Regions from separate parts of the Homo sapiens genome. Here region 2 is linked to region 1. Evidence: read pairs that join two places in POLR2A ChIA-PET (ENCODE). Cell type or tissue: A673. All regions are shown on one strand. Links, peaks and the distances in the headings refer to the core of each region. The heading gives the core; the rest is flanking DNA.

What was found. ChIA-PET counts read pairs that join two places held together with the same protein. Peaks named below come from ENCODE experiments on the same cell type or tissue, not always from the same donor. Only the 100,000 strongest peaks of a DNase experiment are listed, where the experiment ranks them.
Region 2: POLR2A ChIA-PET joins it to region 1 with 6 read pairs; 3 of 35 experiments call an interaction of 5 or more read pairs at or near these places.

Annotation. Positions count from the first base shown.
Region 1 is chr9:69,246,907-69,251,299 of GRCh38, forward strand. TJP2 (tight junction protein 2) reads left to right here. Exons shown (of 23, transcript NM_004817.4): 19 at 1,106-1,318; 20 at 2,469-2,579; 21 at 4,129-4,393. Among named protein-coding and RNA genes, the nearest start is that of BANCR, 58 kb to the right of the region's middle. In A673, for the core only: no CTCF peak of the experiment used is centred there; no DNase peak of the experiment used is centred there.
Region 2 is chr9:69,179,232-69,183,624 of GRCh38, forward strand. All of the region lies in intron 1 of TJP2 (tight junction protein 2), which reads left to right. Among named protein-coding and RNA genes, the nearest start is that of TJP2, 7.2 kb to the left of the region's middle. In A673, for the core only: no CTCF peak of the experiment used is centred there; a DNase peak (open chromatin) is centred at 1,640.

The sequences.
Region 1 (4,393 bases), core at 1-4,000:
AATCAAGTTTGAAATTTCGTAAATTCTCTGACCAAGTAATAAAAATGAAGGGACTTTTAAAAGAAGAGCAGAATGTGACATGTGCAGCCCTACATTCACTTCCCTTTCACTTTTAATGTAGTAACTAGTGTTATATTCCAAGTACACTAATCAGAGCTTACAAGATCTCATGCTGAGCTCCACAGCTTACTAAGGACGTGGGAAACTTAGAGTGCAGATGAGAGGTGAGGTTGAGCAACTTGGAGAATACGGCTAAACATTAATAAAAAGAAAAGCTAATGGAGTTAGAATTACTTAGAAAATAAGGTTGGTTGAGAATGTGCCATCGTTCTGGGAGTTTGAATGGGTGATATGAGAACGTTAGGGAATTTGTCTAGGCCTCTAGAATTGGATCGCTTCTCCCTCGGGGAGATAGCTCACACACAGCTGTGCTGCAGGGAGGAGAGAGGGAGATTCTATTACCTGTGGCCGCTTTTATTTTAGAAGCTTTTGGTGTTAGTATCCTGTTCACCAGCTGAACTGAGGTAGTTTTGTGAGACTTGACAGTGACTATTTTGTTGCAGAATTGACTAAGTTTTGCTCTTTGAGAACTAGATGTGTAGTCAAAGTATCTGGCATCTATGGAGTGCTTCCAGTTTGGAAGGGGGATGCAAGCTTCCCTGGGGAGGACAGGTTGAACAGGACATAGCTTCTGCCTTTGAGGGTCTGAGAATCTTGTAGAGGCATGGATGTGAGTGTAGCACAAGGCAGCGTGCAATGTGTTGATATTACTAGGAGAGTGGTACCAGGAGAACAGGCTGCAGAGGAGCTGGATTCAGAAGAAAAGCAAGACAGACTGAGAAAGTGTGGCTTAGCCGCGGTATGGAGGATGGATGGTAGCACAGATAGGCTGCAGGGCCCCTAATTTGAGTTCCTGCACAAAAACGACCATAATATCAACATTGTACCAAAGCCAAGTGATCTCAGGGAGAAAAATAAAAGATGCCTTCCCTGGCGAGCACATCAAGGTTTCAGTCGCTTGGCTGTGTCCTTGGGAATTTTCTTGAGTCCCCACTCCCAGGAGCCACATCAGACCCCACTGACCGTCCAACACAAATTCCTCTAGATGGAAGGGATGGATGATGACCCCGAAGACCGCATGTCCTACTTAACCGCCATGGGCGCGGACTATCTGAGTTGCGACAGCCGCCTCATCAGTGACTTTGAAGACACGGACGGTGAAGGAGGCGCCTACACTGACAATGAGCTGGATGAGCCAGCCGAGGAGCCGCTGGTGTCGTCCATCACCCGCTCCTCGGAGCCGGTGCAGCACGAGGAGGTGAGGCGAGGCAGGCCACGGGCAGGAACAGGAGAGCCTGGTGTTTTCCTTGCACTCTCGTGGACAGCTGTGTGTTCAGGGTGCTGTGGAAGGCATTCCTAAGGGTTGGAGCAGATGACTTCCAGGGAGTCTCTCGCTTTGAGTCCACGCTGGCATGGTTGCAGTCTGTGGGAAAGTGGGGCAGGCAGGTGGACTTCAGAAGAGCTTGAGGGGTCAGCACTCCGCACACCCATGCCCTCAGGTGCGATGGATAAACAGAATGGCTTTAGGTGCCGTCTGTCCAAATTACCAGCGGAACCTTCCTTCCCATGCAGTATTGTTGTATGTACTTGTAACCTTTGATTAGGTTTCTCTCTGTACTCTTAGATGTCCTTGCTTTTCTTCCCCATCCTGCCTTTAACCTTTCTAATCTTGCCAAAGCTCTTGAGTGTTTCCCCATCAGTTTCCTTCTCTCTTATATTTCAGTTTTTTAATTGAGTTCATGATCAAACCTTCATCTGATCACATCACATGTACTGTGCATCCACTGTGATTAGATAGCTTATGGGATCCTTGAAATCACATTGACAGGCACTGTAAAGTCACAGCCAAGTTAGCAATTATTAGTTGCACCTCAGAGAATGTTGGAATAATGATCTTTGAAGATGGGATTGTTCATATATTTGGATAATTATTGCTGTGGATTTCTCTCTAGCATTTTAGCTCATTCCAGTAAATGATTTTTTTCTTTATGAAATAGAACTACCAAAAAAAAAAAAAAAAAAAAGTTCAACAACAACAAACTGAAGGGGGAGAAAAATACACCATTACCACAGCAACAAATTAGTTTATGCTAGACAACTTGTAAAGAATAAATTAACTTCCAAATGCCTATAGACATGGATATTAGTGACACAAGAGATTTTAGACTTTTGGAGGGTTCTTAAAAAATTGTGCTTTAAAGGAAGAGACTCTACATTGGATGCAGCCAGTTTTTAAAAATGTGTCTGAAGCATTTGGTGATGGTTTCTGCCTGTTCAGTAAAGAAGCACCGGCTCAGAACCTCAACTTCTGGACTTACTCAAGTTTGCAGAACTCCTCCAAAGCAGTCGAGTGCTCTGTTCTCTCTGCTTGGATGTTCTTGTTGTGAATGAACCTTTATGTCTTGTAGAGCATAAGGAAACCCAGCCCAGAGCCACGAGCTCAGATGAGGAGGGCTGCTAGCAGCGATCAACTTAGGGACAATAGCCCGCCCCCAGCATTCAAGCCAGAGCCGCCCAAGGTACGTGGCTGGGAAGCCCAGGATGGGAAGGAAGAGGAAGCAGATGCCTCTGAAGCCTCCTGGACGGCCAGGGAGGAGCATGCACACTGAGATGGTGTTTAATTACGGTTCTGACTCACTGTGTTCTCTATTAGAGCCTATCTTTTGGCCTGTTGGGTGAACTCCCAAATTAGGGAAGGGCAAAAAGGAAGGAAAGGCAATATTAGGAGAGCATATGATTTTAGGACTGTTAGTGTTTATTTAATTTACTCTTCTTGTTAAAAAAAGATTGTAAAGAAAAAGATTGAAAAATACTGTACTGTATACCCAGAATCACCAATCGCAGAACGTGTTTTTCTTTTGCTGTCCAGCTAAAGTTTTCTGCCCAGTCTGATTTAGATGCACCAGATAATTCTTACTGGTGATGTGCTAAAGAGAATAATCATCACCACTGCTTACAATGCCTCTCATTAAGAGAGCTGCTTATTTGTTTAATAAATCATTATCCAGAGCAGAATCAATATAAAGACACAAGGGCTTATATCAAAAGATTATTTACCTTTAGTCAGAATCAGAGCTGTGACTCTATGTTTTTCCTTATACCAGAATAAAACCTATTTAACTCAATAATTTATTATTTATTATTACTATTTTTTGAGACAGAGTCTCACTCTGTTGCCCAGGCTGGAGTGCAGTGGTGCAATCTCGGCTCACTGCAACCTCCACCTCCTGGGTTCAAGTGATTCTCCTGCCTCAGCCTCCCGAGTAGCTGGGACTTAGAGGTGTGCACCACTATATTCAGCTAATTTTTGTATTTTTAGTAGAGATGGGGTTTCGACATGTTGGCCAGGCTGGTCTCGAACTCCTGGCCTCAGGTGATCCACCCACTTCGGCCTCCCACAGTGCTGGGATTACAGGCGTGAGCCACTGCGCCCAGCCTAACTCAATAATTTAGATGAGAAGAAAGCCATAATTGATTGTGTGAGCCATCAGAAGTAGTAAATGTGATAGGTACTAAGTAATAATAAGTGACCTCATAAAATACATCAGCGAAAATTTGCAAGCCGGGCAAGACTGGAAGTGTGAAGGAAAAGTGGCTGTTAGCGTGAAGCAGTGCTCTCCTCGCTCCCCACCCCAGTCTCATTCCTCAGCTGGACATGGGTCTCACCTGGGCCGGCTCATGTACCCTCAGTGCAGCAGTGACCTCAGAAGCCCACTCTTCGAGTCCCAAAGCCTGAATTGTTCTGAGATCTTCTCCAAGATGCTGATCTCCTCTAGAACAAAATTATTCCAGGTCTGATCTTACCTCCAGCAATCACAGCCCTCCCAGCACTTTCCCTATTCCTTTTTGGCTTCCTGACATTCCTAATAGACTAGTATAGGAAGGGAGGTAGGGCTCAGGAAGCCTGGCCAGTGGCTGTTTGCCCTGCTGTATTACATTCCTTGTCAGAATGGTATTTGTGGACCACCTTTGGAAACTGATCAGGAAATGGAGTGTATTAAATCACTAATATAGATTTGAAAATAAACTTAAAAGCCCAGGGTGAAAACGTGTCATTGCTCTCCGCAGGCCAAAACCCAGAACAAAGAAGAATCCTATGACTTCTCCAAATCCTATGAATATAAGTCAAACCCCTCTGCCGTTGCTGGTAATGAAACTCCTGGGGCATCTACCAAAGGTTATCCTCCTCCTGTTGCAGCAAAACCTACCTTTGGGCGGTCTATACTGAAGCCCTCCACTCCCATCCCTCCTCAAGAGGGTGAGGAGGTGGGAGAGAGCAGTGAGGAGCAAGATAATGCTCCCAAATCAGTCCTGGGCAAAGTCAAAATATTTG
Region 2 (4,393 bases), core at 81-4,080, 68 kb before region 1:
TCAGCACAGATGTTTGTTTAGTGCCTCTGCCAGATGGTTAAAGTTAAATCAGGTTTTTTAACCTGAAAAACGTAATGTAGCTTTCCTTAACCATTTACACACCATTGTATATTGCAGACCATAGTCAGATACATTTTGTTATAATGAATGTTTATTTTACCTTTTAGCTCAATTAGAATATCAGTGGTTATGGTTTCTATTTTGTTTTCCTACAGTTACTGTATGGGGGTGCAGTAACAGCGGTGGTGGTGAAAGTAAGTTACTTTTTTCTTTTTCTTTCTTTTTTTTTTTTTTTGAGACGGAGTCTCCCTCTGTCGCCCAGGCTGGAATGCAGTGGTGCGATCTCGGCTCACTGCAAGCTCCACCTCCCGGGTTCACGCCATTCAGCCTCCCCAGTAGCTGGGACTACAGGCGCCCGCCACCACGCCCGGCTAATTTTTTGTATTTTTAGTAGAGACGGGGTTTCACCATGTTAGCCAGGATGGTCTTGATCTCCTGACCTCGTGATCCACCCGCCTCGGCCTCCCAAAGTGCTGGGATTAGAGGTGTGAGCCACCGCGCCCGGCTGAAAGTGAATCTCTTAATGGATCTTCCATGAATCAAATATTTGTGTTTTAGTAAGTTAGGCTGACCAAAAGATTTCGAATCATACCTTTAATCATGGCAAGGATCTTATGTCACATTCTTGAGTACACATGTTCACTAAATTTTACCTATATGTGTATGTGAACATGGACTTCAGAATTAATTAGTGTGGTAATTATTATTTCTATTGTAGACTTTAATCAGCCATATTAAATATATGCATTATGTTCACAGAGAAAACATGGTATCATCTTTGGAAACTTTACAGTATGCTCTATATTATAGATACCCTATATAACTATGGTACTAAACACACGAGTTAGTGACAAGTCAGGCATTTGGAGGGAATGTTTGTAACCCATTGTGGGAGAGAGTTATTAGAATAGTTATTCTTACTGGTAGGTAACAGTTATGGCTGTAATGAATAGAATGTGACTAAAATCCAGTTATGCCTTTGCCATCGTATTAAAAGCTTTGGTGGAGACGTGAGAACATTGCAGATACTTTGGATTTTGTCACTTGAGTTGAAGGTAAACAGAGAAAACAGTACTTTCTAGTCATCAGTAGGAATTAACTCTTCCAGGACATGTAGCTTCAAGGACCTTCTAGGTTCTTCTGAGGGGGAAATAATGTTCCACTTGGGGCCATTTTTTTCCATTTGTTGAGAGTCATTTGTTTTCAGAGTATTAAAGGAAGTGTTCCGAGTTCTAGGTTGTGTTTCTTTGATGCCTACTAAAGCTGAGCACACCTGAGACCCTGGGTGGAGCTCTACAATGGGAATAGGAGTAAGTAATGTAGGCTTCGAGAGACAATCATTCTGCTCTCAGTCCTTGGAAGACTGTTCCTAGGTATATATGGCAAAGCAGATGAAATTATTTGAGGGAATTAATTAGCAAAACTAAACATTTCTGTTTTTGAAAGGAATGAATCATTTGGAAGGAACTTCCTGGTGAGCTCAGTTTTAGCAGCCTGGTTTCTGCGTTACCCTTCTGCAGTCTGGCTGAATCAATTGTGTTCTTGCCTGTGATTGGTGAGGATGCACATGCTAGTATTTATTCTAGCCCTTATCACTTCCCATCAGCCCTGAGCCCCTCCCTGGTCTGAGTCATCTTGGTAACCCCAGAAGCTAACAGAGCACCAACACATCCACTAAACGTTGGACTGACTTGATTTGGGGCAGGCTTGTTGTATAAGCTAGTAGGAATAAGAGACTAATTGAGAAATTAGGACAGTGGATTCCTGACATTTATATAGTGAGTAGATGATCGTTTGTTAGAATTGCGAATTTCATCCAGAGAATTTTGTCCAAAAAAAATTATAGAATTTCATCTAGACCATTTTTGTAATGGCATGGAAGCAGCATTAGCTGCACCACTGATTAGCTGGGTGGCTTTTGCTGTCTTGTGACTCTAGTTTGCAATTTCTTTTTTTTTTTTTTTTTTTTTTTTTTGAGGTGGAGTCTAGCCCTATCGCTGAGGCTGGAGTGCAATGGCCCGATCTCAGCTCACTGCAACGTCTGCCTCCTAGGTTCAAGCGATTCTCCTGCCTCAGCCTCCCAAGTAGCTGGGATTACAGGCACACGCCACCACACCCTGCTAATTTTTTGTATCTTTGGTAGAGACGGGGCTTCACCATGTTGGCCAGGCTGGTCTCGAACTCCTGAGCTCGTGATCCGCCTGCCTTGGCCTCCCGAAGTGCTGGGATTATAGGCATGAGCCACCTCGCCTGGCCTAGTTCTCAGTTTCTTTATCAGAAAATGAGTAGTTACAGTTGATCATCTCAAAGTCTTTTGTGCTTAAGATTCTGAAGGTTTTGAAGTTTGAGTATAAAGCCTAGAGAACATTCTAAATTATTTCCATTGGTTCTTCTCATCTTAAAATGTTTTTGTGCTCCTTAAACTACGTTTGTGTTTGCTTGCTTGCTTTCTTTTTTTTTTAGAGATCCAGTGGATTATCTCTGAAAAGCATTTTTTAAAAAGACAGAGTCCAAGAGTGGCTGGTAGTTGTTTTGCTCATAAAGTGATGGAAAGATCTATTATTCAGTTGCAGCTTAAATTATGTACCAGCACCACGTGTGCTGGATTCTCTTCCTTACTTTGCAGCTTAAGCCAGCAACTGCAACCATCTTGCAGAGCTTCTTGAGAATCCTTCTTCCTCTTCCTCTTCCTCTCCACCCCCATGGACTTCTCCCCGGGCCTCATTGCCTGTGACATACGCTTGGAAGGAGGGGCAGGCCTGCAGCTGGGAGCCCTTTCTGATTTGTTCTTCACAAATGTGTTGAAGATGAGCCTACTGGTCACTGCTGCAAAAAACCACATTGTTCACTGGTGTAAAATCACTGCTGTCATCTGAGTTTCAGCATAACTTCAGGCATGTTGGAGTTTTTCAACGTCACCTCAGGCAGAGCACTTTGCCTTCCTTGGGCTGGTCTGTTTAGTGTCTGGGTGAGTTTTAAGAGAGGAGAGACATTGTGGCATCTTAGACACTCACTGAAATTTTCCAGAAATGGAGCTGGAAACATTTGTGCGTTTCCTTCTGGTGTTATTGTTAAAGCCTAAAAACAAGGGCAAGTGGCAACACATTGAAATGAAGAAGCCCCAAGTTTGCAACACATTGAAAGGAAGAGGCCCCAAGTTCGTTTTGAGCCTAAATTGAATTTTAATCAAAGGTCTGAGAGAAATATTTAGTCTACTTATACTATTTAAGTGCACAGTTTGGCAGATGACTTTGGGCAGTGAAGGATCTGGAAGAGGCAGGAAAGGTAGACTCAATCTGCCAGACTTAGAGCTAAAAAAATTTGCCTGGTATGTTTCCATGAAGAAAATTTTCCTGTAGAAGCAGTGGCACGACCTCTGTTACAAGTCTGCTTATTGATAATGAAGCTTTTTCTGTGTTATCAATTTCGTTGAATTTATATGTATGTATATACATATACACACACACAAATCTCAAGTAGAGAGCTTGATGAATTTCTTTTTTTTTTTTTTTTTGAGATGGAGTTTCACTCTTGTTGCCCAGGCTGAAGTGCAGTGGTGCCATCTCGGCTCACCACAACCTGTGCCCTCCAGGTTCAAGCAATTCTCCGGCCTCAGCCTCCCGAGTAGTTGGGACTACAGGTGCGCACCACCATGCCCGGCTAATTTTGTATTTTTTTTTTTTTTAGTAGAGACAAGGTTTCTTCATGTTGGTCAGGCTGATCTCGAACTCCTGATCTCGGGTGATCCACCTGCCTCAGCCTCCCAAAGTGCTGGAATTACAGGCGTGAGCCATTGTGCCTGGCCAGGGAATTTTATTTATTGTGGTAAAGTACACATAACATTAAGTGTACCATTTTAACCATTTTAAAGTATAAAATTCAATGGCATTTAATACACTCACAGTATTTTGTAAACACCATCACTCTCTAGTTCCAGAGGTAGGTGAATTTTTACATGAATGTATTCACCTGCATGATTACCACCTAGATTAAAAACTAGAATTTTCCATCACTCTGGAAGGTTCTCTCTTGCCACTTTTCCAATGATTACCACACCTACCTAAAAGAGAACTTCTCTTCTGACTTCTCTCACCGTGGAACACTTTTGCTTGAACTTGGGAGAGGACCCATATATAAATAAAATCAACATTTTATGTCTGTCATCTTTCACTCAACCTAACCTCTGTGAAATTCATCCGTATTTGTTGCGTGAGATTCAGTAGTTCTTTTTTGCCACTGAGTCGTATTCCATTTATATGCATCTGTCACATTTGGCTTATCTCTTCTGTTGATAGGTATTTGGGTTATTTTCAGTGTTTTTGCTATTATGAAT